4 separate regions of the Mus musculus genome follow, and all the other regions are linked to region 1. Evidence: chromatin loops called from intact Hi-C (ENCODE). Cell type or tissue: heart. All regions are shown on one strand. Region 1 holds the start of Dph3 (diphthamine biosynthesis 3). Region 2 holds the start of Sema3g (sema domain, immunoglobulin domain (Ig), short basic domain, secreted, (semaphorin) 3G). Region 3 holds the start of Mettl6 (methyltransferase like 6). Region 4 holds the start of Ncoa4 (nuclear receptor coactivator 4).

Region 1 (8,000 bases):
TCTAGATTTGCACCACCCAGAACACAGAGAAGTTTTTCATATACTGAAATTTCCACAGAGGTCCTGCAATGTCAGAGACAATAAGTTGGTAAGTACAAAGACAATAACAGAAAAGCCTCATCAGGTCTTACTTGCAAAAGAAGAGATTCCTTTAGATCTGTAAGTGTGAAGCCCAGTAGTAGAGCGCTTACTTGGCTGCCCACAGGCCCTGGGTTTGAGCCCCAGCCCAGATTGAAGTGAGGGGCCATGTTACATTCCTCTCCCTCAGTGTTAATCCTCCCCTCAGGTGTTAATCCTCCCCTCAGGTGGACATTTCTTTTTGATTACTCTTCTGCTGCTGCCTCTTAATTTTCCTTGGCCCAGTCAACTCCTGTGACATAGGCTACCCAGCCCACGAAGTCCCCGCCACACTGTTGCAATGGAGTATCTGTGGCCCTCCTTCCTGTCTCACCACAGGGGCTTCCCATTATGGTCCTGCCCAGCTGGATCTAGTGCTGTGCTGAAGAAAGAAAAATCAGTCAACCCCTAGAGAGATGATTCACTTATATGACATTTTGGACCAAAATCCCTACTAAGTTAATCCTCCCGTGAAAGGTGGACATTGTTCCACTTAATGCTTTAGAGAACTGCTACTAAAATAAACATTTTTACAAATGTCTACTTCTCAACTGAACTGGAAACTAAGGAAAATTAACTTTTAAAAGCTGCTCTTTTTCAAAGTCTGAATTTTGCTAACAGTACCAAGCCTAAGAGTGCCAATAACTGGCAAGTAACGGTATTTTTATAAAATTGTGTTCAACTTGCCTTCTGAACTTTATTCTAGTTCTTTTTTAAATTTATTTTTATTTTTTTGAGACAGGGTTTCTCTGTATAGCCCTGGCTGTCCTGGAACTCACTCCGTAGAACAGGCTGGCCTTGAACTCAGAAATCCGCCTGCCTCTGCCTCCCAAGTGCTGGTATTAAAGGTGTGTGTCACCACTGCCCGGCTTTATTCCAGTTCTTATACGAAAGTATTAAAAAGAAAAAATCAGATTGGCAAGATGGTGCAGTAGATAAGGGTGCCTTCTGCCAAGCCTGAGAAGCTGGCCAGGAGACAGGTGATAACTACACCTACAGATGAGGCGGAGTGTAAGGAAGGGTGGTGGGGGCCGCTATGGGGAGTACTAGTGAAGGACTCTGGGGGCTGACAGCAGCTGAGATGAAAGCAGAGCCGATCGAGACAGCCAGGCAGACATGAAGGGGAGACATGAAGCACACTGCAGCAGAGATCTTGGAAGGAACAAAGCCCAAGCAAGAAACAACGCTGGCGAGTTAAGAGGAGCTGGGTGAGAATGCCAGGAACCCGTACATGTGCCTATGTGTCCAAAGTGAAGGTCCAAAGTGTGTCCAAAGTGAAACTTCCCTGAAGGGCACTCACAGCAACTGAACCAAGTTCAGAACAAGGACATGATCTTGGTACTTTTAAATGGTCACCCACGTTAAAGCAGGAAGTCAAGACTCTAGCTTAAGATTCTGGTAGATGGACTGGTGAGATGGCTCAGTGGGTAAGAGCACCCGACTGTTCTTCCGAAGGTCCAGAGTTCAAATCCCAGCAACCACATGGTGGCTCACAACCATCTGTAACAAGATCTGACCCCCTCTTCTGGAGTATCTGAAGACAGCTACAGTGTACTTACTTACATATAATAAATAAATAAATCTTTTAAAAAAAAAAAGATTCTGGTAGAACAGCGGCCAGAGATGGTAGGACAGTATTAAAAATGTTTGGGAATCAGAGCCCTTCAACTTGCTGAGAGGTTCCTACTGTAGGAACAGCCCTGCTGGCTTCCTCTCATTCTGCCAGAAACAGACCAGGCAGTCTGGTTCGTCCCGAAAAAAACAAAAACAAAAAACAAAACCACAAACAAACAAACAAACAAAAAAGAGTTCTAGGTTCTAGGACCAAAAGAGTCCAAGTTGGCATCGTGACTTTTGAGCTTTGCCTTAGCGAATTCTTCAGCCCCTAGACCTCATTTCCCAGGGCTAAAGACACACCCCATCTGTACTTCACTGTGTTATTCTTTTTTTTTTTTTTTTTTTTTAAGGTGAATCTTTTTTTTTTTTTTTTTTTTTAAAGATTTATTTATTATATGTAAGTACACTGAAGCTGTCTTCAGACACTCCAGAAGAGGGCACCAGATCTCATTACGGATGGTTGTGAGCCACCATGTGGTTGCTGGGATTTGAACTCCTGACCTTCGGAAGAGCAGTCGGGTGCTCTTACCCACTGAGCCATCTCACCAGCCCTCACTGTGTTATTCTAATGATCAAACACACATAAGAATTATCCAGAACCCAGTGTCAACTACCATAAATAAATGGCTCATTAAGTTTTTCCTTTACTATTTTAAATAATATGCACACAAATGATTTGTTGAGAAGTTAAAAAGAAAAGCTAGCTGATTATAACTTCAGTCTTTAAGATGCCCCAGAAATTTGTTTTTGATGGGTCTGAACTGCTTTCTAAAACATCAGGTCCAGGGCTGGAGAGATGGCTTGGCAGTTAAGAGCACTGACTACACTTCTAGAGATCCTGAGTTCAATTCCCAGCAACCACATGGCCAGAAAAGGGTGGCCCGGAACTGGAGTTATAGACATAACTAACTTCAATATAGGTGCTAGGAATTTAACGTCGGTCTTCAGGAAGAGCAGCAGTGATATTAACTGATGAACCAGCTCTTCAGCCTTTTGTGTGTTTGCTTTTTAAATAAAAGACCTAAGAACTTATACACACTACGAGCCTCGTGTGGCCGGTAGCCTCCCCAATATGGAGCTCACCAACTTGTCGGCCCCTGCGCTCCAGAGATCCACCTGTTTCTGCCCCTGCTTGCATCAATGCTGGGGTTACAGATCGATATACTTGCCAGGCCATTCCCTACCAACAACTGCATCCATTTCTGCGCATTCAAGAATGGCTCATAAGAACTAAAGATCATCTGAACTAAAGACAGACACTTGGAAATCAGTTTTCTTCCTGTGTCCCAGAGGTTACCTGGGAAGTATTTATACCCATAAAGATAGAAGGCTTTCACTGCATTTCTCTTCTGCCCAGACAGGCTACAGCTAACCTGCAACAGGCTACAAAGATCTCCTAATTGCTATTTAGATCTTCAATTATGTTAAAAAAAAAAAAAAAAAAAGGAATGGAGATCTTTGAAACAACCTTCCATACACTTAAGTTCTGGGTTTTTTCCTCCCAAAGGCTTCTCTGCCCATAGGTTTTCACACTTCAAAAAGGCTTCAAAATATAGTGTCCTTTAAACATGCACAAAATTGGTAATTTATGCACACAACTGTACATACTTAAACACTGTTACAGAAATGTAAACTACATAAGTCATACATGACTGCTGAACTATTCATTCTCGTGCAAAAGAATGTTAGATTCCAAAGGATCTACTCTCAGAAGAGGATGTAAGAACCAAAGAATGTAATTTTCCAACCCCCAGAGCTCTTCAAGTCAAACTGGAATCCAGTTCTGCCATACTACTTTTCACTACACTGCACTCCTCCAGTGAGATGAGTAACTGCTTAGCACTACTCCAAAGTCCCTGGTTGTAACCGGAACAAGCCCAGCACGGCTCTCGGAACAACGTGCTTCTCAAAGAAGAGGCTGCACGCTGACGAAAATACCAGGAACACCATTCCTTTTACCGAGAACTAAAGTTCACATAAATAATTTGTTCCTGGGCTTTAGAGACAGCTAGGCTCATCGTTATGGCCTAGGTATGCAATCTTGGGCAAGATGCCCAGTCTCTAAATCTATGTTAAAGATGAATAAAATGGATTTTTGAACCTCAAGATCAAGTTTAACATATAGGTTGCCCACTAAAAACCCCAATAATTAAAAGCTACTGTGCCCACCACTGCAGTGAATATTTAAAATATGGCTAGAACTCGCCCCTGTCTTGCAGATCTTGGTTCTCTACAACACAACCGGGGTATCAGAAAGTGGCTGGGGTGAGAGAGGCAGTGATGTACCTGCAGGCAAGAACTCATAACAGGCCAAGAGTCACTCAGAGTTCAAGGTCGCCTGAAACGCAATTGCAGGAGCGCTGTGGGCCGAGAACTGGAGAGGACGCTGTGTGGCTCCCTGAGCCTCAATGATTCCCCCTTTCAAGAGGGCGTAGCCTCCGCCAATTCTTTTAATGTCCTCTGAAGTCAGCTATGGAGGACAAGACTCCACCTGCATAGAAAACTCGTTTATATCCCAAGCCCAAACTCCCCGGGCCCCGGACTGACGTAACCGCCATGAGAGGGAGCCCTTCACACTATTGGTCGCTGGCACCCAGTGGACGGAGAACTGCGCAACGCTGCTGCGCAGGAAGCACCATCTTTCCGGCGCTATCTCCATGGCGACCGCGACCGGGTCACCCTTTTGGCCGCGGCGGTAGAAGTTACGTCATCGCCTGTGCGTCCGGAAGTGACTGTTCCTGCGCCAGGGTGGACCGGGAAGACCGGGCCTTACCCTGCCTGGGCGCAGGTAGGCAAGCTGATGCGGTGCCGACCGGGTGACCATGGCGGTGTTTCACGACGAGGTGGAGATCGAGGACTTTCAATATGACGAGGACTCGGAGACATATTTCTACCCTTGCCCCTGTGGGGATAACTTTGCCATCACCAAGGTACTCTAAAGGGCCCGCCGGCGATCCCTCGAGCTTGCGCATTGTCGCTTCCGGTGTCCCTGGGAAGGCTCAGTTACCCACGTGTTCTTCCGAACCCCCGCCCCTAAAGTAGTAACCTAGGCTGTCTAGCATACAGGGTCGGGTTAAGGGCGCTGTTCTCCGTAGTCCCGCCCCTAAGTGTTTTTCTTTTTTTTCTATTTTTTTTTCCCCTGGGAGCTTCTTTGAAGAAGGGAACTTGATTTTGTACCCCAGGGTTTTGGAGGCGATCGAACCAATCTAATCTCCCTGTTTTTTTTTCCTAGATGACACTTGGGAGGAAAGTTCTTTGTGTTGTTACCCAACTAAAGACTTGCCCATAGACATAGGAGAGATTTATGGGAAGTTGACGAAAGGCTATGCTGACCATATGTTGTTTGATTGCGTTGTAGGAAGATTTGGAAAATGGAGAAGATGTGGCCACGTGTCCTAGCTGCTCACTCATTATAAAAGTGATTTATGACAAAGTAAGGGATATGTTAAAGGGGATGGGTGGTGTGAGCTAATGACAAGGGCCTAAAGGAGCCTGTCTGATAGAAAAGGGCGGAAGAGTGTTGGGTGTTGGTTTGTTTTTTGAGACAGGGACCTTAAGTAGCCCTGGCTATACTGGAACTCATGATGTGAACCAGGCTGGCCTTGAATTCACAGAGATCTGCCTTTTATGTAACTTATGATCACTTTGGAAAGGGCAATAAAGAAATTGCTTTGTAATGAAAATTGATGACTTAATCAGGAATGAAAAATTATGGTTATTTTAATTGATGTTCTTCCTTTTGACATTTCTCTTGTATTTAATATTTAGTTTGTTCAGAGCTCTAGGATATTTTTAGAAGATTGCATTTTATTGCTTGCCTAGCTTATGTACAGAATCTACCTTGTTTGAGATATAGTTCCTAGATGTAATGTTACAGTTCCATGTTCCTTTGTATCCATTAGGAATGGCAATAGAAAAGGGGTAAATATCTTTACTTCCCACCCAAAGCTCAGTTAGTGCTTTGGAGTCTAAGTACAGAATGTAACAGTCTAGAGGATAAATTCTAAAATGACTATAGGGTAAGTTGGACCAAAGCACAGAACTTTGTGGGAGAAGCAGGTGTTAATTTAGACAATAATAGAAATGTAATGATTCATTCTTATTTTAAAATGGTTTATGGAGCAAAGAACAATGGACAGACTAGGGACTGACTCCTTGGGAATCACACTGTAGAGGATGTGTAGTAACTGGGAAAGTTTTTGTGGTAGCTGGCATAAACCAGCATGAAAGATCAGAGTGTGAACTTCATTTACAAGTAGTTACTGTTGCAGGTATATGTTGGGAAACACACAAAGGCATTCTTTTTATTACTCATTTTGAAGAGGTTACATATTTGAATGACCAGATATTGATCTGAAATATAAAAACTTGATAGTTGTGATGTGTTTATTTCTGGGAACTGGTTGCTCCCTAGCTAAGATATTTATGAGACACTGCATATTAACTAATGACCTCAGGGCTAAACTTCAGTATACTTTTAGATTCTGGTTCTAGTGCTGACACCAGCTCTCTGTACAAAAATAAAGTGTTATTGGGTCTGGGGAGATGGATTAGAGGCTAAGAGCTTCCAAAAGGAGTGGCCATTTACATCTTCCACAGTGGTGGCTCACAGCCACCTGCAACTCTAGCCCCAGGGAATCTGGTGCCCTCTTCTTCCCTCACGGGCACCCCCCACACATGTGGGGTACATACCTACATACAAACAAAAAACCAAAAGTCTTTGAATGTTCCTTTGTTTCCAGTTGTGTCAACTGGGGTAGCTACTAATATCTATTAGGAAGACCAAGGGCTGAGGCCATACAGCACAGACCATCCCTGAGCAGCAGTTAGTTCTTGGTACGTAAGTCATAAAAATTTTAAACTAAATTTGTTGGCATTTTTATAATACTATAAATGGATTTTCCCCTAAATTTCACATCTTGATTTTTTTTTTCATTGCTAGCATTAAAAGAAAGAAAGAAGGAAAGAAAACAAGATGACAGAACAGTGAAAAAAACTAATAGCCAGATTGATTCTGTGGCCAAAGGAAAGTAATGTTAATGCATTTGTGAGACAAACACCCGGCGGCTAATAGCATTTCTTCTTCTTCTTAGGATCAGTTCATGTGTGGAGAAACAGTCCCAGCACCTTCAACCAACAAGGAGTTAGTTAAATGCTGAAGAGGCTCTCAGGTACCCACATCCTGAACCGTGGGGGCTGAGCCCAGGTGGATGGATCCAGTGCAGAGTTACCAACCTCCTCGATGGGCAGCCTCAGGGGTGTGATCTTCATCAGCCACTGAACTCAGCATGAAAAAGGGAGCCTATGACATGCCAGCCCTGGATTCCATACTGGGACTGGAAGGATTCCTAATTGTCCGTCTGAATTTAAGGAAGAGCCTTATTATAAACTGTGGTTTTTCCTTCAGTCGGCTGCATCATTTGAACATCTGGAAATTCATTTTCTGAAAATAACATCATCCGCCTCAATCCTGAGTGTCTTTTATTTTTTTAAGATTTATTATTTTATTCTTAATTGTGTGTGTATGTGCATTTGTGTGTGGGTACGTGCATATGAGTACCGTTGCCCAAGATGGATCTCCTGGAGCAGGAGTCCCAGGCAGTTGGGAGCCACCTGACGTGGATGCTGGGACCCAAACTTTGGTTCCCTGAAAGCACTACACATTCCTAACCTTGGAACCATCTTTCCAGCCCGTGATGGGAGCTTTTCAAAGATTACATTTTGACATAGTTTCTGAGGTGGTTCAGGTGAGGCCTTTCCTAGAAACATCTGCCTTTTCCAGAGCTGCACTTGCGGCTCATTCATCAGCCAGCCACCTAGGCTTGCCGTGACTGCGTTGTTCCTGTTCTCAGTCATTTCTGTTACTTTTCACGCGCCAAGTGCAGTCCTGGTATTAGACCGTAAGACCACAGTTTCTCTGTAGCTTCCAGTTAGTGAGGAAGGAGGGACGTCTGAAGTGACTTAGTAAAAGAGACACTGTTCTTTAATGCCTCGTGCATCCTTATGTCAGGACAGGTTAAAAGGAAACAGCCAAGTGAGGTACCTTAGCTGGCAGCAGCGCGAGGCGTGAAGCCTGCTAACTTGCCAAGTGAAAGTGCGTGAGTATTGCCAGCTGGAAACAAGTATTTCTGTATCAGGGCCTTTATTTCTTGAAAGGCCTGATGGGTTCATCTTAGACGGGCGAGGCTGATCCTATCTGTAGTGGTTGTAACGGGGCACAGTTTTGTGTCACCGTTAGTCTTAAGAAGTGCAGACGCTACAACAGG
Region 2 (8,000 bases), 870 kb after region 1:
AGAAGAATCTATAATTAAATCCTAGTTTTATTTGTCTCAGACCATCAAAAAAGGCAGAACCACACAGCTAGGCTAGAGCGGAGAACCACTTCTACACACACACACACACACACACACACAGAGAGAGAGAGAGAGAGAGAGAGAGAGAGAGAGAGAGAGAGAGAGAGAGACAGAGACAGAGAGAGAGACAGAGAGAGAGACAGAGAGAAACAGAGACAGAGAGACAGAGACAGAGACAGAGACACCGAGAGAAGATGGCAGAGGAAAGCTGAGACTCTCCTGGACTATAGATGGAGAGAGGATGGTCAAGTGAGCGTGGATGATGATAAGTCAGGACAGGCTACAAGAGGTGGGAGAGGCTCCTCCTTTCCTTGTGGCTCAGGACCAGAAGGACAGACTTCTACCCACTCCCTTGATGTCTGCCCAGACCCTCTTTATACCCTCCCTCTGCTCTGTACCTCCGTCCCCCTTCCTTGTTTCCATCTCCCACCCTTCCTTTGTAGCAGTCTCCTCAGTTTCCCCCTTGTATTAGTCTTCCACTTTGGCCATGGCTCTCAGGATGTGTCTACCTTTCCTGCCCACAGTCATCCCTAGCATCATTCAGGGTCTGACCAGGAAACCTTACCCATGCTGCTGCTGGCTGATTAAAGGATGTCCTAGAGCCACGGACATTCACAGACATTCACAGCATGCACACAAACAGGACAGCACTGGCCAGTACCTCTGTAGGAGAGCCGCAGACGAGGCACACTGGGGCTGGGACCAGGGCTGGGGATGCCCACATGGAACAGAAGGCTCCCCAGGAGGCAGCAGATGGCCCACGCAGATGGGTCCATGCTGGGAAAAAAAAATGAGCTGCCCTCTGATCCTGCTGCTGGATGTAGTTTGCTCTGCTGCCACCAGGCCAGCCACTTATAAGGCAGTGGCTCCACCCAGTGCTGGGCGGGAAGGCGGGAGAGGAAGAGCGAAGTGCTCCAAGCCTGCCATCTACCTGCAGTTTCTCCGGCCACCTCAGCCGGCCGGCCCGCTCAATGCCCGTGCAGCTAACTGGCCTGCTCCCCCTTGGGAGACTCTGACCCAGCTGAGGTGTGGACAGTTTGAATGACAGACACTCACAAATGCAAGTGCCTAGGCTCCAACAAAGCAGCAAGGGGAAGGGATAACCTGAGAGAGAGGTCAGGAATCAGGTGGGGGTCTGGCTTTACTCCCTGCCTCTCCAGAGAGGCATCACTAGTCCTGAGCCAGCCAGGTATCCTTGACCTGACTGCCAAGCTCTCCCCTGTGCCTAAGCTGCTGTGTGGGTAGAGGATTCACTTCAACTTCATGCTGGTAGGGCTTAAGGTCCAGCCATACATCATAGGTCTGGCACTGGTAAGAAACGGAGGCAATGGTTCTCAGCCTGTGGGTCACGGCCCCTTTGAGGGTCAAATGGGCTTTTCACAGGAGTCGCCTAAGATCATCTGAAACCACGGAGATGTACATTACAATTCATAACGCTAACAAAATGGCAGTTATGAGGTAGCAATGAAAATAATTTTATGGTTGGAGAATCATCACAACATGAGGAACTGTACTAAAGGGTTGCAGCGTTAGGAAGGTTGAGAACCACTGACCTAAGGCTCCCACCCAGACCTCCCCAGGCTCCACAGCCCCTCTCTGAATCCACAGGGCTCTATCTCAGTTCAGCAGGCTTGCTCTGAGGTAAGGGGTAAGTTTTATTCCATGCTTTTATTCCATGCTTAGGAGAACTTCTATTGTCTTGCTTCCTCCAGGCCCCAGTGCTTTGGAGGCCCAGGGGCCAGAGCACAATAGGTCCGTGGTGAGTTCCTCCCAAGCCCATGGGCTCTACAGGGATCACAGTTCTGCCCTAAACTCTGGTGTGGAGTGCATTAAAAGGAGCCAAGGGGAAGATGCACCAAGGCCCTGAATCTGGGTAAGTGGGACACCCCCCCCACACACACACACACTTTCAGAGCAGTTTCTGGACCTGCTGACCCCACCTCTCACCTCACCCTGCCCTGAACTCTCCTTTCAGCTCCCAGGGTTCTAGAAACACCCATAGGGTAGGCCTCCCAGATGGAATGGCCTGAGACCTCAGAAGGGGGGAAGCAGGATGCTCCCCACCAACCTTTCAGAGAGAGTCATGGCTCAGACCACAGACGGCTGAGAACAGGTTCAGCTCCGCCCTGGAACCCTCCTCTGCTTCTGGGCCTCCTGGAGGGCTAGTGTTCTGGGACCTTACCTCCCCTCCCTATCTCTTCTCTAGAAAGAAAACAGATTATTCCTTGGCTCAGCTCAAGAAGGACCTATGGCTCGTAACTTCACCTCCCTGTGCCCCTGGACCCTAGAACACTAATATGGTGGTGGTGGTGGTGGTGGTGGTGGTGGTGGTGGTGGTGGTGGTGGTGTTCTTACTTGGAAGCAGATCAGGCGCTGCTCAGAGACACCAGTAACTGGCTCCTTCCCACCTCTGCCTCTGAGTCTGCTGAAGGATGCAAGCCTTTATTTCCTGGATCTGCCTTCTCCTGAGGCAAGGACCAGCCATCCTGTGTAGGAACTTACAAAACTGAAGAACGACGCCTGTACAGCAGAGGCCGCTACAGTAGTGGTTCTGTCCTGGGGTCTCAGTAGGGTGGAGACATTCTGCATCTACCTCCCTGGGGAAACGTGGTGGTATCTAGCCCAGGCTGAGGCCTTCTGTCTTGCTTGAGATTGAGCTGAACACCCAGTCCTTTGGCCAGCATGTGGCCCCAAGCAGAGCGTGTGAGCAGAGGACCAAACCACTCCTCCATCCACCATCGTGGGGGTCTCTACTCAGCCAGACCTTCAGCTGCGGCTGTGTCTACCCGGACAGGCTTGTGGGGCAGGCAGGCTACTTCACAGCACAGAAGGAAGCCTAGAAACCCAAACTCAAGTGTGTGGATCCTGTCAGATGTCTCACTCTTCCGCCCCCCTCCCCATCCCTCCCTTCCTCCGTTTCCCAGGCTAGAGAACAGGATCGAGGGCTTTCCTAAAAGACCCTTCCTGCCAGCTGCAGATGGCATCCGGAAAGGCACCCTGAAGGCACAGGTCAGCCAGCCTAGCACAGACACCCCATGCCACCTAATGGACAAAGGTGGAACTTCATGAGAGAGCAAAGGTGCCAGTCTATTTTCGTGCGGAAACCCTCTCCTGAGAAATCCAGCGCTTACCTGGGCACCACAATACAAAGACACAGACACAACAAAAGATGCACCAGTGGTTTCTTCTAAAGGGAAAAATCTTAAGGAGGCTTCATGGAGAAAGCACTACCTGGGCAAAGGATGACGTAATTCAGCGGTGGGGAGGACAGGATTAGGTGATGCACACAAGTGGCCTTAGCTTCAGGGAGCTGGGGCTCCTGGGTTGATTCATATGTGATGTGCGTGTCCCTACAGCAGGTGCCACCAGGTGGATACACACAGGGTCATATAGCCCAGCCATTCCTGGGTAAAATGCTGAGGCAATAATGCCGGAAGAATGGACTCCCCTCCTGCCTTTAATCCACATGGTCTTTTATAGAATTCCCTTCAGCAGATGGGTCATGATCTCCTTCATGTCTCCCAGAACTGTTCCCGCCTCTGTCAGCTGCTGAGGAGAGAGCCAGGGTGGGCAGAGGCATTCTCTCTTTCCCTAACGTTTCTTCTGGGCAGTTCTCACTTCTAAACCCCAGGAGTATGGCTGCTGGGGGCTGCACTAGAGGCAGACTCACCCATCTTCTTCCTCCCATCACAGTGGGCTTGACTCTGTTCCCTTCCCATCAGCTCTCACTGCCCATCACCCTGCCTCCTTCACATACCTCAGCCGCTCTTCAAGTGGTCGCCCAGGCCACACCGTCCTTCCTCTGGGTTCTACCACTACACTCAGTAGCCACACCCACACTGCCATCTGGACCACAATCTTTCAAGCATTGAGGCCACTTGTCTACCCCCTCACCACTGTGTCAAGCCTCACTCTTCCTTGCCCAGTTCAAACTGTGGGCCTAGCACTATGACCCAACCTTGTGGACAATGGTGACTGAGGTGTCCTGCTTTTGTTTGTTTGTTTGTTTGGGTTTTTTGTTTTGTTGCTGTTGTTTTTTGAGACAGGGTTTCTCTGTGTAGCCCTGGCTATCCTGGAACTCTCTGTAGACCAGCTGGCCTCGAACTCAGAAATCTGCCTGCCTCTACCTCCCAAGTGCTGGGATGAAAGTTGTGCGCCACCACTGCTCAGCAGTGCCCTGCTTTTTTATCATCTGTGACGCGTTGTTCTTGCCAGCATGCCAGTCACCCCCCACCCATCCTCAGACACCCCTCTTCTTCCTTTTTCCCTCTTCTTCCTTTAGCCCCTGCCCCTTTCCCTGTGCCCCCGCCCCTTCCTCTGTGTCCCCACCACTTCCTATGTGCCCATTCCTCCATCCTCAACACCTCTGATCTAAACCAGTACTTGCCTAGGCTTCCATACCTCAAGAAATGTCACTGTGACCAAAACTCAGAGAGTCAGCCTCGAGTCCCTGGTCCTCTAAAGTCCGAGCCTTCAACAATTCCCTTTACGAGTTTCATATTATTCCCCAAACCCAGGATCTTCTGTGCCCTCTCCTTGGGCATCCACAGTAAGCCACCCTGCCTTCTCTCCCGGCCACTGGCAGGCCTCCTGGCTCTCTCACAACCCTTCCCCCTTCCGCAGCCCCGAGTGCCTCACTTCTTATGTAAGCTGAGCTGCTCAGGAGTGTGCAATGTATAGTGTATTGGCAAACCATCCTGTGCTGTTTAAGCTTGTTGAGAGTGGACTCTGGGAGCAAAGGGCGGCTCTTCTGTCCCAGATCCCAGCATGGTTATTTCAACTATTTTCCAAAATATTTCCTGTGGCAAACTCGCCCCCTAGCTCTGCAACAGGAGACAGATTAAGTCTAAGAGTAAAAAAAAAAAAAGTTGTGTCCTTGAGAATAGCCAGAAGGTCAACCATTTCCAACTGATATTCCTACTATTTAATCCTATAATGTAAAAAATGCCTGCAGTGGGGCTGAAGCCATGGAGAAGAAGGCTCCACCCAAGAACATCTGGCTGTTTCACCTTGTCCCGTTGGACTCTGGATGTTGGGAGGACCTGATTTGATATTGTCTAATCTGCTGCTCTGTGTTCTTTTACTTGGAAGCCTTACTAGCCTCACCGAGAAGACGGTCTCCTCCACCCAAGACTCTCTAGATGGGGAACTCCAGGCGGTTGCCCAAATAGGGCTTCCCCAGTTGATTTTAGCTGGATGGCTCCGATCTCCTTTTGATGGTATTTTCTGTTTGCACTGTCAATGGAGCTGTGAGGGCGTCTCACTCTGCTGAGTACCTGGCTTGATCATGTCAGCTACTGTTCCTTCTCGCTATCTAGGACTCACTATTTATTCTTTTACCTTAGCTTTCTACATGCCTACTAAACTCATTTGTAAACCAAAGGCAGACTACCATAGATCACTTCCTAAGCACGACAGAACAGGAGGCCTGGTACTGCCCACCTCTCCCTGAGGCAGCTGGGGCCAGGCTTTCGTCATGTTTGAGACCCATTCCAAGTCTTTCCCCTCACGCACCCCACAGTTGTTTCACTGGTGTTCATTGGGGTTCAGCTCAAAACCACCTCTTCTAGGAATCATTCCAAGACGACTTTATGTCAGGCCAGCACACCGTTCTGTTTTTTTCTCTGAATTCCTTTGTCTTCCCATCTCCCAGTGTTGGCTAGACATGCTTTGGGATTAGGAATGAGGCCTCGCTCTGATGTACCCCAGCATCTAACCCTGTAATTGCAGACAGGGTATGTCGACGGGTCACTGAATGATGTACTAGCAGGCTACCCCACCCACTGTGGCTCCTCTTCCTCTGGGACATCAGCCTTGCTGGGTCACTCTGGATATCTTCATAGGACCCCAAGCTCTGCAGTTCCCAATCCCGAAGGCATGGCTTTGCAGGGACTGGGAACTCCTGGCATCTCTTGCCTGGCAGAGGCATGTCTAGAATTCCAAGACTATCTCTGGAATGTGCAGCCTGTCTGGAGACTGCTTAGGCTGGGGCACAGGTGCGGAGGCAATACAGTCACAGGGCGGAGCAAGGACAGCTGCTGGCATTCTGGCTGGAGCCTGGTTGTCATTATCAGCTGTCTCTCCTGAAGGTATTGCTACAAATACCTCCACTTCCTTGAAAGCCCCCAACTTCCCCTCCCTAGTCACTGTTCTAGCTGCAGCTCTGACCTGCTGCACCCACCTCCCCCTCATACCACTTGTAAGCTGGGGATGTCACCAGACCTTAGGCCTTTATTTCCTGTCAGGAAGAAAGACCAGGTAGGTGACTGGAGGCCAGCCTCAGAGGGTCAAAGGAACTAGACAGTAGGTCCATTTGAACCAGGTCTGTCAGAGTCCTTGGTTGGCTGCAAGGTAATGGGGTTCTCCTGCAAATTTGCCAGGTGACCTTGGCTGTCTGAGACATGGGGTCCTCGTCTGTAGAATGAATGCTAGAGGGTAGAGCAAACTACAAGTTCTCCATAGGCCGGGAGTCAATATTCCTGTAAAAAGCCACAAGGTAGAGGGACGACAGTGCTGTAAGCCTGCTGGGTTTCAGGAGGTTTAGCTTCATTCCAAACAGGATGGAGAGGTTGCTGTGCCAAGGAGCACCCAGTGCCCTCTGAACTAGCTGTTCCCATCCTGAGAGAGTATCTGTCGGCTGACTACTGGCTGAGCCTGGCAGTTCACCACCCCTTACCTCCCCAGTGAGGAAGTGGGAATGGACAACTCTGAATGCCGGTCAAATGTCTACTCTACACCTTTCATGAGTTCCAGGAGCTTCTTAGAATACAGGCTCTGGGGCTACAGCAGGGCCTAGTTATCAGGGGTACAGAGCACGATGTCTCGGACCTGATGAAAGTCTCTGGCAGAAGGTGGGTTGAGCAGTCAGAATACAGACTCTGCAGCCAACCTGACAGGGATGGTGTCATCAGGCAAGAGGGAACCCCGAGAAAAGACTGTGACCCCAGGAAAACCAGAGCAAGATACCAGGCCTCTGGGGAGCAAGGATTTATTTGCGTTCCCCAGGACAGGAATGGGGAGAGAAAGTCCGGAAGGGCCAAGGTTCAAGGACACAGGCAGGCTCAGAGTCTAGAGAGCCCAGCTGCACTCCTACCACGGGGTCTGGGTGGAGGGGGAGAACAGGCGCAGGCAACCGTGCAAGACCAGCATCTACTCCACACCCTTCATGAATTCCAGGAACTCTGTGGAAAGAGGGCCATGATGTATGTGTCAGTGGTAGGAGCCCTGTGAAAGATGAACAAGAGGGCACCTGGTCCTCCCACCCACTCACCGTCATAGTCAATTCGGCCATCGTTGTTCTTGTCACCGTCCTTCATGAGCTCTTCAATGTCATCTTCCGTAATGGTCTCACCTGTGGCCTGCAGCATCATCTTCAGCTCATCTAAGTCAATGTAGCCATCAGCGTTTCTACAGGGAGGGAGCCCAGGAGGATGCGGAGGAGGGGGAGGGGAGAGGAGAGGGGGAGGAGGGAGGGAGAGGGTAGGGGAGGATGTGGAGGGGGGGGGAGACGGAAGGGGAGGAGGGAAGGAGCCAAACCCACATATACAACCCCAGGAGGCAGGGCAGGGGCATTAGGAGATGCACATTCTATGTCTCACCTCTCATTGGATGCAAAGACTGCAGGGTGTCTACCCGAAACTACTCTTTCTTTCTTTCTTTCTTTCTTCCTTCCTTCCTTTCTTTCTTTCTTTCTTTCTTTCTTTCTTTCTTTCTTTCTTTCTTCCTTCCTTCCTTCTCTCTCTCTCTCTCTCTCTCTCTCTCTCTCTCTTTCTTTCTTTCTATCTTTCTTGTTTGTTTTTGCTTTTGTTCTTTTCAAGACAGGGTTTTTCTATGCAGCCCTAGCTGTCCTGGAACTCACTCTGTAGACTAGGTTGACCTCAAACTCAGAGATTCACTTGCCTCTATCTCCCGAGTGCTGGGATTAAAGGTGTGCGCCACCA
Region 3 (8,000 bases), 590 kb after region 1:
TTTAACTTGTTGTTCAGAATTTATAGAAGCACAAAACAAAACAACAGCAAACTAAATTGCTTGGCTCTTCAGCCCCTTAACTGCACAGTAGAAACTTAAGTCTGAAGGGTGCATAGGGACCATGTACCTAACCCCTTCATTTTTCACTTGGGAAACTCAGGTCCAATGGGAGATGATGTAATCTTCCATGGGCAACATGTAATGAAACAGGAGTTCAGATGAAAAGGCTGTTCCCTCTGCTCCAGGGCTTCCAGGTTTGCTGCAGTCTGCACTCTGTCACCAGTTACAGAACTTGCTGTGTCTGAGGACAGAGCCGTGACACGTACTAAGGAGCTTTTCTAGTCTAACTGTTTTCTGTTTATTTCTTCTGTGTGTGTGTGCATGTACACGTGTTTTCTCGTGTTTTCTGTGTGTGGGCAGAAATAGGTACAGGTGCATGTGTGTATCTACATGCACCTAAAAGCCCAAAGCTGACATCAGGCTCCCTCCTCAATCACTCTCCACTTTTCTTTTTTGAGGCAGGTTCTTTTGCTCAATCCAACTAAGTCTAGCTAGACAGCTTGCCCAGGGGATACCATGTCCTTATCTGTGACTGTGGGCTCACAGCAGCTGCCATGTCTGCCATGGTTTTTACATGGGTTCTGAGGCACCCAAACTCCAGTCCTCCTGCTTGAGTACTTCATTTCCTCAAGCCATCTCCCCAGCCCAAGGTGTCGTGAACGCAAACACAGGTCTCCCTTCTGTTTTCCTTTGGCTGAACTGGGAATTGACCCTAAGACCTCATGCGTGCAAGGCAAGACCTCTATCACTGAGCTACCACCCCAGACTCACAGTGCTGCCCTGAAGAGAGCCTTACAGTACAAAGTCTTTTCTTCCAAGTCTTTGGTGCAGCTTTTAACTGAGTTCTTCACCCCTAAATTAGCTGAGTGTTCCAAACTTTGGTTCCTGCCTAGGACCATCAGCCTGCACCGGATCCCTTACTAAATATAGAGATGTCACTCTGGCTCCTGGCCTGCCTTCTGGCTGTTCTATGTTCAGGAGCTGCTATTGCTATGCAGGGCACATAGGGCCCTTTTCTCCAGAACTGCTTGGGATAAGTGTTATATATGTCTAGCAAAGGGGCCACTGTCTAGACGGAACCTTGCCTACTATACTATATATTGGACAGAGATGGGGAGTAAAGACTAGAGACAAAGAACTACCTAAACCAAGTCCCAAGACGCATGAGTAAGAACCCATCTGACTCCTAAATTCCTTTTTTACTTACGTTAGCTCTCTAAACATTTAAAATAAATAAATAAATAAATAAATAAATAGAAGGAAATTTGAACTGTAAATAAAACACAAGGTCGTTACATTAGATCAACATTGGAAACAACTTACAGGGATGTGTGGCAGCGTAATGGTGACTTCATCTCCTTTGCCAACCTGGAGTTCTCCTTCACAGGAAGTGTCTATTGATGCTGGCTTAAAATCGTCTAAAAGGAAACAATGGATATTTCCCACTGGGTGGCTGAAAATGAAGACTTCTTGGGCATTTTAATTTCAGATTAAATAAAAGCAGTTGAGAATGCCTTTATGTGCCTGTATATGCACAGGTACATGTGTACAAATATCTGCAGGTACCTATGGAAGACAGCTTTAGATAATCTCTTAAGTACTATTTGTCTTGGTTTTTTTGACCAGGGTCTCTCATTAGCCTGGAACTCACTGAACAGGCAAGGCCAGCTGGCCGGTGGGTCCCCAGTAATCCTTCTGTCTCAATATTTCTGGCACTGAGATAGGAACTGTTTATCCTGTGGCTCCTTTATGTGGATTCCAACCCGGATATTCATATTTTCATATCAAGTACTTCACAGACTGAACCAACTCCCCAGCCCTCTCATTTACAATTCTAAAAGACTTTGTCATAGAAAACTTCATATGCTTCATTCACGGTAATAATGAGCCCCAAATGCTCTCACCCAATAGTTATCAACTCAGAAACACCTCTATATACGCTGCCTTCAACTATACCATCATTTAGTACAGGGAGCTGAAACTTATATACTCTCTGAAACTTACACTCTCTTATGTTAATGTAAGACAATCCCTTCTTCCAAGTGTCAGGCACACAATTAACATCTCACCATCCATAATAAGGTAATACCAGAACTGTGTATATAAAAACTGTGTGTATAAAAGCAACACAGCAAACATTCTTTTTTTGGGGGGGGGGGGAGGAGGGTTCGAGACAGGGATTTCTCTGTATAGCCCTGGCTGTCCTGGAACTCATAGACCAGGCTGACCTCGAACTTAGAAATCTGCCTGCCTCTGCCTCCCAAGTGCTGGGATGGCGTGCAACACCTCTGCCTGCTTTCAGCAGACATTCTTAACTATAAATCCTACATAAGACACAGCAGGCCACATGAGGTTGGCCTCTTTTTGCACAGAAATGTTCTAAAATAGAACATGCCACATTCAAGTTCTCATTTTGGTGGGGGAAAAAAGTCTGGCTATGTTCAGAAGCAGACTGGCGAACTCCAGAAATTACCCTGCTTATTCTTGCAAATTACACTTACACAATAGGAACAGCCATTTTACTTCGCACCTGACTCAAACTGCAGGCCAGGAGCACATGTGCAGAATTGCACTTAAACTTACACTGCTCTTCTGTGGAGGAACAAATTAGTCAACTGGGAAATGACAATCTTATCGTTTCCCCAGTACTGTCTCTCTGCAACAGCTGAGTCTGCTGTGGGTGCAAAGCACAGATGCAGCTATGTGACAAGAGGCCACACAGAGATGGGACTTTAATATCTAACACACCCCCCTGCCTGTGTGTTGAGTCACATCGATTAGCTCCCATGACAAAGCAGGTCTTAACCCACACTAACGCTACCGGAAACCCGACGCCTGTGATTCACAGGGATGTGCTTGGTTTGGTCAGCCATGTCCTGACTCAGGACACACAGTGGCAATACCCCTTTCAGAGTCTATAATCACGTAGGAAAGGGCCCAACATAATGACTCTTTCCACATTCCTTATGCTGCCTTCTTCATTTTCCAAACATAGATCAGGCTTTAATTTATGCCAGATGCACAAACTCTAATTTTATTCTTCACCCACAAGTGAGTTGGCCCAGAAGTTAAGGTGAAGTAGGTGACATTAATCTAGCTAGGTATGGTGGATCAGGTCCATATTTTCAGCACCACAGAAGCTGAGGTAGGAGGACTGCAGCATGTTCAGCGCTGGCCTGAATTATATAGTAATTTCTAGGCCAGCATCACTAGTAAGACTGTCTCGAACAGCAACAACAACAAAATCAGTGTCATAAGCAGAGAGGAAGAAGAAACCTTATGGGTGGCACGAAGAATGCAGGTTCCCTGGCTGTGGAGGAGACCAAGAGCAAGGGGAAAGGAGCAAGGGAAGGAATGAAGTAAACGACACTCGTAGCAAACGGAAGACTTTTCCAGGGCAAGAGCCCTGATGGAAGAATTCGACAAAGAGAACGGGGACACAAGGGAGGAGAAATGGGCATCGCTACTAAAGGAGAAAAGTTTGGCTTAAGGGCTGGGAAGGGGAATTTGAAATAAAGGGGCTATGACTTTCTGAAGTGGTATTTGAGACTGTAAAGTAAAAGAATAGTTGGCAGCAATCAGAGGTTTGGTTTGGGAGAAGAGATTTCAAAGTAAAAGAGCAGATCGAAGTTCCAGAGGCTAAGGGATGAGAGGTAAGGAAAGCGACGCTTTCGAGCCGGGATTAGCCAGGGGAGTCTGGGCTTGCACGTGGCGGCCAGGGAGCCCCAAGTGAACCTGGAGGGGCGCTCACTCACAGCGAATCGTGTGGAAGGAGGCCCGCGGCCGCTTCTCGAAGCTTTCCCCTAGCCGCAGACAGTGTTCCTCCCGGTCCAGCAGCGGGTTCGCCGTGCCGTTCATGGCCTTGCACTTGCCCGGCACCCGGATTGGAGCTCTCCTCGCGCGGCCGCAGTCCCCCCGGATCCCCGCGCAAGCGGCCCGCAGGACCGCGCTCCCGGGACACCGCTCCGGAGCGCGCACTGAACCAAGTCCGCGCCCACCCGGGGCCGGAAACCAATCTACTCCGCGTCTCGAGAGACTCTGCGGAAGTAAGGCCGCTGCACTTCCGGCATTGGGGAGGGACTTCCGTCTCCCCAACGGAAATAGCGGGGGCAGTGCCATGGAGAGAGAGTTCTCCGGGACTGCTGCAGCCCACAGTTTTCTGGTCTAAGGAGGAGCCCAGGTCAGCTAGAAGATTCTGCTGCCGACGCCTGGGCTTGACTGACGGGTGAGTGCGCCCTGACCTGTTCTTTGCTGGGGACCCTGGGAGCTCAGAGCGTGGGGAACTGAGTGGACGCGAGTTTGAATGTAGGTATGAGTGTCCCTGGACATGCCCGAGACCCTAGCGGCCTGCTTTATCCGAGGGTTCAGAGAGCGATGACGGTTCTCGGGACCTCAGTCACCCTTCCCCCTACTTCGCTCCATGGTTGCGATGAGAGGATTTCAGTTCTCCTGGCCGACGACGCTTCCTTCAGTTTATGGGTACGATCAGAAACCCCGGCCTCTCCGGATCAGCTCCGTCACCTCCTTAGCCCCCCCGCGATCCCGTGTCTGTTAGGCAATCGTCTACCCGCTTTCGGTTAGGGCGGTTGTTGCCGTTGTTTTGAAGTCACGTTTCCCACGGGCACTGAACGTTGATGAGAATTTTTTTTTCTCACATTTTCTCAGTCAACTCGTGGATGCGTCCCTTTGCCCTAAGTAAACCTATTTCTTGTAGTACTTGGCTCATCTGATTTGAATTGGGAGTCCGGTCCGTGAGAGTTCTGGTCTCTGAGTGTAGTAAGCTCTATGCAGTAGAGACTGTCTTGGTCTTTATGACCTCTCCAGACCCCGGCAGGGTGTTGGGCAGAGTCAGCATCTCGGGAGTGTTAAGTGAATTGACCCCGGAGCCTTAAAGAGCCCTCCGGGAACCTCTCCCCGAGTCTTGGACTCGTTTAGAATCCAAGCTCTAGAAATAATAAAGAACGATCTAGCTTGATGAGGCCCTGGTCACCCGAGTTGGGAGGATGAGGCAAGAGGAAGTACATTCAAGGGACAGGCTGGGCTTCAGGGACAGCCCCTGGCTCAGATGAACAGGATGGGGAGAGAAGCAGGCAGGTTGTTAGAGAATCACTAGTCAGAATCAATCAGTCAACCCCCTCCCCCCCTTTCTCTTTCCTAAGTAGCATCGTATCCTGTTGGAGCTGGAAAGTCACCTGGGGAAACTGCATCAGAGAAACTCCAGTGTCTACAATCTCAGCATCGTTTGTTCAGATGGTTGAAGAACAGAGGACCTATAGCAGCATTGAATGTGTTTCCGGCAACTACAATGGCTTCTTTCCAAAGGAAAGGACTGCAAGCAAGGATTCTTAGCACTGAAGAAGAGGAGAAACTGAAAAGAGACCAAGCTTTGGTGTCTGCTTTTAAACAGCAAAAACTGGAAAAAGAGGCTCAGAAGAACTGGGACCTTTTTTATAAAAGAAACAGTACCAATTTTTTCAAGGACAGACACTGGACCACCAGAGAGTTTGAGGAGTTGAGATCATGTAGGGAGGTAGGCTGGGGTTTCTCCTGGCTCGAGCCATCTTCATTTATGATGCCTAGAAGAGAGGTCCTTTGTTACATGTAGAGAGTGCTCCCAGATGGCACCCTTAGGTGCCGTTTCTCAGGAGCTGTCTTGTTTTTTGAAACAGGGTCTCTCAGTAGACTTGGGGCACACAGATTAGCTTGGGCTAGATAGCCAGTAATCCCCAGGGAGCCTTCCTAGAATGAGATTCCAACTGTGCGGCACCACGTCCAGTTTTTTACCTGAGTGCTAGTGGTTGTGTGGCAAGCACTTTACTGACTGAGCTACCCTAAAGAAAATTAGGACGTCTGTCAGAATGTACCTATGGAGAGTTCTGATTTGTTTCAAGTATGTTTAGCAATGTCTGGGCTGTTTAATAGAAAACAGAGCTTTAAGGTTTTCTTTTTAGATTTGTTTATTTTATTATGCATATGGGTGTTTTGCTTGCATGTATATCTATGTACCATATGCATGTCTAGTGTCTGTGGAAGTCAGAAGAGGGTGTCAGGGCCACCAGAACTGGAATTACAGGCAGTTGTAGGTGGCCATATGAATGCAGGGAATTGAACATGTGTTCTCCTAACCACTGAGCCGTCTCTCCAGCCCCCTAATGCTTTCTGCTTAGTTAAAGCTGATGTGAAGGTTAGAAATAGTAAATATTCAGACTACACTTTAGTGACAGATTGAAGCTGCTTGGTAGTTAATGAACATTTGCTGTACTGTTTTCTAAGAATTTTGCATCTGTTCCCTTAGTTAAGCTTCATAGCAACTCTCTGAAGTGCATTCGTGTTGTTCCTGTTTGCAGGAAAAACGATTGAGGCACAGAGCTATAGAAGTGAGTTGCCCGAGGATGGAATCCAGGGGCAAAAGAGGAGTTGGGATTTGAGGAGGAGGTTAGCCCAGAGTGTATGCACTGTGCTGTGGCTGCCTTATTTTTCACACTGAACTAACTGCCCATTGTCGAATGATTATAAATGAGGTGCCAGTGTTTAACTTTTTCTCACTAGCTCTGTTGTTTAGTATCTGCCTCTTGAGGTCAGAGACATCTCGTGCCTACTGAACATTTTAGCTTGGTATGTTTATTATGCAAACGCAATGTGTTATAACTTCTGTGTTCTCATTCCTCAGTATGAAGGTCAAAAATTGACTTTGTTGGAGGCTGGCTGTGGGGTTGGGAACTGTTTATTCCCACTTTTAGAAGAAGACTTGAATCTCTTTGCCTATGCCTGTGATTTTTCTCCAAGGGCAGTTGACTACGTGAAGGTTGGTGCACCGTATATGTATTCCGCTGCTTGTTTCCTTATGCCTTTGTCTAGTCGTGTCCTCATCCAGGAGCTCACCAGCCATGAGCACCACGGAAGCCGTTTTCTGTTGCCTGTGCACGTGAAAATATTTGATTCAAAGCAAAGCAGAGATACTACTAAACAGTCTCTGTGCTTGATTCATATGGCTTACTTTGTAGGTTGGTGTCTGATTGCGTGCCCTTTTAAGATAGGTTACTGTGACCAGGATTGTATACATGCTTCACAAAACTCACAGGCACAGTCCTCTGTGATGAGTAATGGAGGAAACAGAATCCCTTAGAAAGAAGGATGTGGCTGTGCAGTGGTGGTGCACACCTTTAATCCCAGCACTTGGGAGGCAGAGGCAAGCAGATTTCTGAGTTCCAGGCCAGCCTGGTCTATGGAGTGAGTTCCAGGACAGGCAGGGCTACACAGAGAAACCCTGTCTCAACCCCCCCCCCCCCAAAAAATAGAGATGTGAATGTTTACGTTTTAATAGATAATGCTACATTTCCTTTCAAAAGACCATGCCGGTTTTTAGTTTTACCAATAATTGTTTCCTCGGGTTTATTTTTCTTTTCTTTCACCAATCTAAGAAAAAAAAGTCTGAGCATTTTATTTTTCTCATTACTAGAGATATTGAAGACTAAAATTCGTAAATACACATACCTTTTTTTTTCTACCATTACCTCCTTTCTTCTCCGTGTGTTTAGTGAGAGCTTACTGTGTGCTAGTTGTAAGAATTAATCTGTGCATAACTTTTGCCTATTTTTCTGTTCTTATTTTAGAATATAGTAAGGATGTTTGTTAATCATGCATATGTTACAAGCATCTCTTTTTTTCCTTTTCAATATTATTAATTGTAGCCCTTTTCTAATGCAGGATTTAATTATGTCTTGTTGTTGTTGTTATTGTTGTTGAGATAGCCCAAGCTGAGGCAGGTTAAACTGTTGATCCTCTTGCCTCAGCCTTCCTGAGTCCTGGAATTATATGTGTGCACCACCATTCCTAGCTCATATCAAATTTATTAGCATTTTACTTTTGAGGTAACAGGCTTCATGTGTAAGAATTCTTTACGCCTGGCACTTAGATAATCATTTATTGTTTCCATTGCC
Region 4 (8,000 bases), 73 kb before region 1:
CACTTTAACTAAGCCACGCCCTAGCCCTTAGTTTCTGACAGTTTCCTGTAGTTCAAGCCGGTCTTGAACTCAGTATTCTGCCTCTTGGTAGACCTTCTGGACTTCCAGAACCCTTGCAACAGCACCCAGAAAAACTTAATTTCTTGTTTTCAAACAATACAGAACTGATGAGGGTTGTCTCCACAGAAATCACAATCCTAGCATGAGTGCTGAGAAAGGCAGTTTTTAAAACTGCCAGACCCAAAAATCTTAGTTCCACAAACTCAAAATAACAATGGGCTTGTTGGTTAAAATGTGCACTGTATTTACAGCCAACTCAACATTTCCCCCCTCAGATTTTGCAGTAAGTACCACAGAAATTGCCTGAGGGACTAGCAATATAGCTAAAGTAAAACTCAAAACATACCTGAATTATTTTGGAAGCTGTAATTGTCCACGTATTAAAAGACTATGCTATACTTACTGACACAAGCTAAGCCCATTTAACCTACTCACTCAACACTAAACCAAAACTGCTCGGTCTGTAGGGCAATCAAGGCAATGCCAAATGGGAGGAACTACAAGCTCAAAAGCCCCAAGTGCAATCCTGGTCCCCCAGAAAAACATGTTGATTCTACCGCGCAATCAAGCCAAGCAAAGCCAACCTGGAGGAAGACAGTCATGAGCACCTGATGAGTGGTTCATGCTAGCTAAAAACAGAATACCTACACAGTAATTATTTAGCTCACTTGCCTGTGAATCTATCTAATTCAGGTATACAGACGATAAGCTTACAAATGATGTCTGAAGTGTTAGATTTAACAGTCACAGAAGGCAAGCTGAGGACAACTGACAGCCCCTCTAAGAGACAAGCATAGAAACAAGAGTACCACTGGTGACACACCTAGAGCAGAAGAGCTCAACTTAGCAACTCTTATAGGCTTAACAGGGTTAAATAGGATACCTGTAGTCACAGGCTTCTACACCCAAAAGTCTGAGTCTGGTTGCCTCTTAGCCTTTTGGCTATGATCTAGTATGAGTCTAAACCCCTCATCTGCACCAGGTATTTTGAAGGGGCCGTTTAAGGTTTATGTAGTCATTCAAGTATTTAAGGTCTTGAACAGAAAGGCACAGTGGTGTTGTTCCTGTGGAGACGATGGTGAATCTGCCATCTAGCAGAACGTTTGTGCCACTGATTCACAGACAACAATAGATTTCTGAAATAAGAAGCACAGGTAAAAAAAGGTGGCTAACAGGCTCAGTGAGTTGCTATAAGTACTGACCGGTGTGTTAACACTGTGTGGGCAAAGGCCCAGAAAGCTAGCTGAGAGACTCTCAAGTGCAGAAGGGGTGTGTGCCGGGACACCCAGAGTTCTATAAGACCTACATACAGATCCCTGGGACACAAGCAACCTGCACTGCTTTCATAAACTGGCCATGGGAGTCAAGTTAACTTCTAAAACTAGATACAAGATGCTTTAAGAAGCATCTTAGTTCATCTGTAGTTCGGTAATTTTCCTCAAAAGAATAACGTAACTGTAGAGACAGACACGTTCGTCATCATCAAACTTCAATCTGAAAACTTTAAATGTCTAGGTTATTTTCCGAAAGGCTCAAAGACCCAAGGGAGGAGGTAAAAAAAAAAGAAAAAAGAGATCTAAATGCAGGGACTGTTAGTGCCAGCAGCTACCCATTATCTCACTTAGCAGAACAATTCTTCGGGCGAGTAAATCTTGCAAAGAGCAAATCACCTGGGTGTGGTGGCACGTACGTCTGTAAACCCAGCAGAGCCAACAGGATCCCTGCAGCCAGTCTCAAGCAAACTAAACAAACCAGGCTGGAGAGATGGCCCAGTGGTTATCAAAGGGCCAGAGTTCAGTTCTTAGGGCCCACATCAGGTGACTCACAATGGCTTGTAAGGGGATCTGACACTCTTCTTAAACAAACAAAAAAATCCACAGAGCAAATCAAGCGACCTGCTGAGCAGTACAAATTAGTCTCCTGTTTGTCACACAGGATGAAATTCTTTCCAATGTTCTAATGTACTTTAAAAGTTCAGAAACATCACAGTGGGATGCTAACGGAGAACCAACAGCCTTACCTGTCCCATACACACCCAGGGAAGTAACTCAAAAGGTCTATGACCATACTCCAAATTACCAAGTGGGTGGAAAGTCAAGTCCTTCCAAAAGGACGCCAGGGTGGCAGGCCCTTACCTACTAAACAACACTAGCAGGAGAGCTGTGTGCAGGAGGGTCAGATAACTCCAGCCCCTCTGACTTGTCATTCTTGAGCCATCCTCCCAAGTTCCAGCCTGTAGCACTTAAACCCATACTGTTCCCACCGCAAGGGCTAAGTCACATCAGGGCCGGGAGCACGTCCACTTCTTTACATTACTATATCCTCAGTACCCTAAGCATATAGCAAATGAACGCCCGAGCTATGAATTAATGATTCTGCAAGCTCTCTCTTCTCATCAGCTGAAGGGACGAATCAAACGATTTAAAGGGACTGCTGGGAGAAGGAAACGGATAGTGGGCCTCCAGAAGTCATTCCACCTTGCCAAACCACTAGGAATAGGGGCAAATGTGCACTGGGTCAGTAATGGAAACCAGGCCCGCCTGGGACCAGAGAAACAGGGCTGTCACCGCTATAAACCCAGAGGACAGTCAGGGCAATGTAGGGAAAGGGATGGAAGAGAAGCATTCAGGCTGCAATCGTGGCCCAGGAACGAAACATGTCGACAGGACAGAGGAGAGAAGACAGATCCAGCGCTTGGGCATGAAGGAAAAGTGGTAGCGTCGGGACGAGGGGAGGGAGAGGAGCTCTGGCCTGGCGCGACGCGGGGACTGGAGAGGCGATCACAGCAGACGTGACCTGGGGAAGGGAAGGGCCATTGGGCCCCGCGTGCAGGCAGGTGGGATGGTGGTCCCGGACCCGAGGGTCGGGAAGAATGGAGGGGAGGGCAGGACAGGCCACAGGCCGGAGCGAAGAAGGGCACAGGGCAGAAGAGGAAGCGCGCCCGCCGGCCACTCTCGTCCTTACCGGCTGGCAGCGCTCCTTCCGGTGATCCGAGCGGACCTTAGACCGACCCAGACACTTAGCCGTGGAAGGATCCGGACCCTGAAGACAGAGTTCTCGCGATAGGATGGCCTCCCTACCACGCTTCTCGGTAGTGTTCTGACAGTCTCGCGAGATTTCCTTCCGCGCCTGCGCAAAGTCTTCTTAGAGCTCAACGTGGAGGCATGCAGTAACACTCCCTGCCCTTAGTCTGGATCATTTTCGTGCCTATCAGTAAGTCTCTAATCCCAGCACTCCGGAGGCAGAGGCAGAGGCAGGCGGATTTCTGAGTTCGAGGACAGCCTGGTCTACAGAGTGAGTTCCAGGACAGCCAGGGCTACACAGAGAAACCCTGTCTTGAAAAAAAAAAAAAAAAGCACTTCCTGTTCTTGCAGAGGACCCAGTTTTGGTTCCCAGCCACCTACAGGATGGCTCACAACCACCCATACCTCCTGGTTCCAGTGCCTTCTGACCTCCAAGGGCACCAGGCGTGCACACGGTACAGATGTATATATGCAGGCAAAAAAGAGTCATGCAAATAAAGAAAATAAACTCTTTTTTTCCTCTGGGGTTTGTGGTGGTTTGAGTAAGAATGGCCCTCTCGGGCTCACGTGTTTGAATGCTTACTGATGAGAAGATGGCTCTACTTAGAGTGAGTGTCCTTGTTGGGGTGGGTGTGGCTTTGGGGGAGGAAGTATGTCACTGGGGGTTGGCTTTGAGGCTTCAGAAGTCCAAGCCAGGCTTAGTGGCTCACTCTTTCTTTCTGCTGCATGTGGATCTGGATGTAGTACTCTGAGCTACTTCTGCCTGCAGGCCACCCTGCTTTATGCCATGCTGATAATGGACAAAGCCTCTGAAATGGTAAAGATGGCCCAGGCAAATGCTTCCTTTTGTAAGAGTTGCCATGGTCATGGTGTCTCTTCACAGCAATAAAACAGTGACTAAGACAAGGCTGATGGGCTTTATAACTTAGGAAAAACATGCTACATTTTTTTTTAAATATTGAGTAAATAAATGTCAGAATTAATGTTACAGTTTCAAGTCAGTGTATTTTAGCTGGTCTGTATGCCACACCTAACTGACCCTAGAGCTAGGCCCCACCACCCACAGAAGTCCGGCTTCTGAGTTTCCTGTCAGACTGCGTGAGGTCTAGAGAGCCCCTTCTCCAGTATCTCTAACCTGTTCTAACCTTATGCAAACACAGTGTGATGTGGGGACTCGATAAAGAGGGGGTACCTAAGTAACTGGAAGGAAGGATAAATGAGAGTACCAGGGACAAAGAAGAAGTCTGGTTTCATCATGAACACACATGCTTTTTTCCATTGTAAAGCAGAAACAGATGGTTCTGAGCCACCATGTGGTTGCTGGGAACTCAGAACCTCTGGAAGAGCTTCGGGGCTCTTAACCACTGAACCACTTCTCTAGCCTAAACCAGAAACAAGATGCAGGCAGAAGAGCCTTATTTGTAGAAGTGGTGGAAATGGATGTGGGCCCCATAGGAAAGCACACATGCATGACACCTGTTGGAGCTCAGGAAAGATGCTGTAACTGGTACCTGGTATTGTTGGGTTGATTTGTTTGGTTGTATAACATGCATTAAGTTAATACAAATATGGTTGGCAAACTTGTTTACTTGTTTACTTGTTTGTTTTTTTATTTATTTGAGTTTTTCAAGATATGCTGCCTCTGCCTTCTGAGTGCTGGGATTACAGGTCACCTCCTTGCAAGCTTATGATTGGTAAATTTAAATCATACAAGGTTCAAATGTTACTCCACTTTTGGGCCCACACGAAGCACATTTACATAGTCCAGCTGTCAACTCGACAGGTCTTCCCTGGGTTCTTCCGATCCACCACACTGTAGGTGCAGTTCTCTGGGTGGAATTGTACATCACAGTTGTCTTTGTCATAGCTCAAAGGCCTAGTAGCGCTGTCAATGAGACAAGAAAAGACGTTAGGAAGGGAGGAAACATTCACCCAGCCCTACTGCTCTGTGCAAGAAGCAGACTACACACATTCCTGTCTCCTGGAATGTAAGGGCATCACTTGGCTAGAAGCATTTGTACCTGTTTGTGCCATGGAGTCACAGAGACCATCCCTAACAAGGGTCCTACATTCTACCCTGCATGCACTGAAGGACACTGGGAAGTTCTAACAGGCCAAAGGCAGGGCTAGGCCGCTCTGGGACGGGAAATCTTGTACTAACCTTGTCTTCCCAACCCTCCCTGTCCAGGGAGTGGTCATCGATAATGGTGCTAGACTGTGGGAAGAGAAGGGTTGTCCCAGCTCTGTGTGGTATCTAGTTAGAAGAGGAGCTCACCCAACCAACAGGGGCAGAGAGCCATCCCAGACCAGGGTCATGGATCCCAGGGAGAAGATAGTAGAAACAAAGCATCATGGGAAAACCCACCTGCACATGCAGGGGCACACGATTTTAGGAGTCATTGCCCTCAAAGCCCATCTATAGGCTTGGGACATGGTGGCATGCAGCTATAATTACAGCACTTGGAGGTAGAGGCAGAAAGATTAGAAGTTTAAGACTAGGCTCTGCTACACAATGAACTTGAGGCCAGTCTAGGCTATGAGAAACCTTGTCTCAGCAAAGCTACAGGCTAGAGAAATGTAGTCCGTGGTTAAAAGCAATTTCTATTCTTTCAAAGAATGGGAGTTTGGCTCTCAGCACCCTGAGGATACCTCTAACTCCAGCCCCAGGGAGTCAACACCTTCTGGCTTTCATGGGTAATTGCATTTCTGTGCGTAGACATCCACGTAGACAATACGCATAAATAAATAATAAATATTTTCCTAAAGACCAAAGAATAAATAAACTGCTCTGGCTAAAGTGTATAAAAGCAGCCATTTCAATGCCCTGTATAACAAAAAAAGACCCAGAATTTTATCCTAAAGGAAAAGGACATCTGATTCCAAGAACATCAGAATTTGCAGCCCTCCCTGGCCATGCAGAGAGACACTGGCAGGAAGTTGTCTCACAATTTACCAGGACACTGGACACTCAACCCAAGCCTACATGGCCCAAACCCATGGGAACATTGTCCTGTGAGAGGAAGGCCCCAGTGACATGTAATCTTCTGGTTTGATTCTTTGTAAAGCTAACAGCAGATTACTTGTAGTATATAACATTTTGAAGACATTTGATGAGCTAGATGCTACTAATGCAGAAATAGTAATTAGGTTAAAAAACAGAGCACCAAATAGTACTATAAGCAGTAATGGTGGTGCACACCCCTAATCCCAGCACTTGAGAGGAAGAAGCAGGATGTTTGCTAGATCAAGGGCAGCCTGAGTATATAGAATATGATGAGATGTGTTTCAAAAAATCTTTTAAATCCAATTTAATTTGCAAAGTAAGTTTGACATGTAGCTGTAAAAGAAAAAAATGTATAAAAAAGAAAGAGAAATAAATTATTATCAGTTCCAAAGGTGGGTCCATAAAGATAGCAGCCCTTGCCCTTCCCTTGCTCAGGGAGCTCTTTCACCCCACTGACTCCAGAGGCCCACCAGGCTGCCAGGCTTTGTGCTGCTAGGATGGATGCTGAGTTGCTGGGACAGCTCCCTCTTGCTGCTCTGGGGAGATGGCCTGCCCAGCTGGCTTCCCAGGGCCATTTCTCCAGCACCCCTTCCTCCCACTCCCAGGGTTGGCGTGTTGGGTTTGTGTCTCTATTTAAGGAAAACAAGCAGTTTGCAGCCATTGGTCCCTGTACTAGGGAAACAGCCCACAAGCAATAGCTAACAGCCTCAGTGGGGAAAACCTTTCCATGTTAGAGACCGAGAATGCTAGGAGTTGTTTATGTCACTCACCCCTTCTTCTCCAGATAGAAGATACTGGAACAGTGCAAAGATTTCTCATCTTATTGATAGAGCCACTAATAAACCAAAATGCCTGACACCCTCACCCTAGTCTGAAGTGCATCGGGCTAGTTCTGTCATTACAAGGTTCCCGGATTGACTAGCAAGGTCCCTCCAAATATTTTGAGCTGGGAGCACAGACACAGTTTGAGGCTAACAATAACAGTTATATTTTCAATGGGTCTCATGAGACAACTAAGCAGCAAGACAGACAGATTCATTAAAAAAATGTTCCCTCCCTTCTCTGAGTATGAGAACCCTGAAACAGATCTTCATGTCAATCCACAAAAAAAAAAAAAAAAAGCAAATAGGCAATTCTTAGAGAGCCTGTGGGTATCCAGGCATGCTTCATACACATCTTAGACTGTACATTCCTTCTCAAACGCCCACCAGAGATTAGTGACCATGGTATCGGGAGAAGGGCAGAGACAAGGATGATGGCTCTGCATCCCACAGTGAGACATCTTTGCTAAGGGAAATCAGTCTGCCACACACTGTGGAGGAAGAGGGGGCTGTTTCAGGGAAGGAGACAGCCAAGGAAGCAGGGATGAGGTGCAGACTACCTAGACAAGTGACCATGCAAAAGTTATGACGTCAGCAGAGTTGAGGAGTCAGAAGTGAGTGGGCCAACATCTTGTTTGGTTTTGTTAAGAGAAAGAATGCAATGTGTGGGGACATCACCTGTCAATAAAAGACTCATGGCCTATCAGCTGAGGCAGGAAATAGGGAGGTGGGAGTTCTGATAGTGAGAGAGGATTTCTGGGATAGAGTCAGGCAGGAGAGGAGATTTGCCCCAAATGCTGAGGAAGCAGGTAGCATGAATCTGAAGGAGAGGTAAGTAGCCACATGGCAGAACTTAGACTAGTTTAATGGATTAGTTCGTGTATGAGCTATCAGAAACAAGCCCAAACTTATAGCCTAAGCATTGATTCATAAATAATTTAAGTCTCAGAGTTGTTATTTTGGGGACCTTGAGCACAGGTAGAGAAGCCTGTGATTGGTTACAAAGGAGATCGCATAATTGACTCACTAATAAATTATTGCCGAAGCAGAGAGTCTGGATGTTGAAGCCATGGGCCATCTCATTCCAACTGA

Evidence for each region. Hi-C counts contacts between places; a loop is a spot of excess contacts. Peaks named below come from ENCODE experiments on the same cell type or tissue, not always from the same donor. Only the 100,000 strongest peaks of a DNase experiment are listed, where the experiment ranks them.
Region 2: a loop joins it to region 1, with 2.4 times the contacts of the local background. A loop is called at or near these places in 2 of 42 quality-filtered maps.
Region 3: it touches region 1 in a loop (2.6-fold over the local background); 3 of 42 quality-filtered maps call a loop at or near these places.
Region 4: a loop joins it to region 1, with 4 times the contacts of the local background. A loop is called at or near these places in 8 of 42 quality-filtered maps.

The regions. Positions count from the first base shown.
Region 1 is chr14:32,082,074-32,090,073 of GRCm38, reverse strand. It overlaps Dph3 (diphthamine biosynthesis 3), which reads left to right and starts at 4,382. Exons shown (of 3, transcript NM_172254.4): 1 at 4,382-4,664; 2 at 5,093-5,167; 3 at 6,828-8,000. The coding sequence starts at 4,557. The coding sequence ends at 6,893. It overlaps Oxnad1 (oxidoreductase NAD-binding domain containing 1), which reads right to left and starts at 4,346. Exons shown (of 8, transcript NM_145460.2): 1 at 4,021-4,346. In heart, CTCF peaks have their summits at 2,162 (motif pointing right) and 4,285; a DNase peak (open chromatin) is centred at 4,463; H3K4me3 peaks cover 2,889 bases; H3K27ac peaks cover 2,093 bases.
Region 2 is chr14:31,210,747-31,218,746 of GRCm38, reverse strand. It overlaps Tnnc1 (troponin C, cardiac/slow skeletal), which reads right to left. Exons shown (of 6, transcript NM_009393.3): 5 at 7,331-7,467; 6 at 7,018-7,241. The coding sequence ends at 7,210. Sema3g (sema domain, immunoglobulin domain (Ig), short basic domain, secreted, (semaphorin) 3G) reads right to left here and starts at 874. Exons shown (of 16, transcript NM_001025379.1): 1 at 722-874. The coding sequence starts at 836. In heart, CTCF peaks have their summits at 928 and 3,111; DNase peaks (open chromatin) are centred at 946, 2,996, 3,890, 4,689 and 2 weaker places; H3K4me3 peaks cover 2,997 bases; H3K27ac peaks cover 6,122 bases.
Region 3 is chr14:31,491,187-31,499,186 of GRCm38, reverse strand. It overlaps Mettl6 (methyltransferase like 6), which reads left to right and starts at 4,147. Exons shown (of 6, transcript NM_025907.4): 1 at 4,147-4,285; 2 at 5,223-5,590; 3 at 6,731-6,865. The coding sequence starts at 5,366. Eaf1 (ELL associated factor 1) reads right to left here and starts at 4,108. Exons shown (of 6, transcript NM_028932.4): 1 at 3,816-4,108; 2 at 1,384-1,478. The coding sequence starts at 3,918. In heart, no CTCF peak of the experiment used is centred here; a DNase peak (open chromatin) is centred at 4,106; H3K4me3 peaks cover 3,172 bases; H3K27ac peaks cover 2,330 bases.
Region 4 is chr14:32,155,035-32,163,034 of GRCm38, reverse strand. It overlaps Msmb (beta-microseminoprotein), which reads right to left. Exons shown (of 4, transcript NM_020597.3): 4 at 4,708-4,968. The coding sequence ends at 4,839. It overlaps Ncoa4 (nuclear receptor coactivator 4), which reads right to left and starts at 3,148. Exons shown (of 10, transcript NM_001033988.2): 1 at 3,025-3,148. It also overlaps the pseudogene Gm18909. In heart, a CTCF peak has its summit at 3,259; DNase peaks (open chromatin) are centred at 3,144 and 3,694; H3K4me3 peaks cover 2,239 bases; H3K27ac peaks cover 1,989 bases.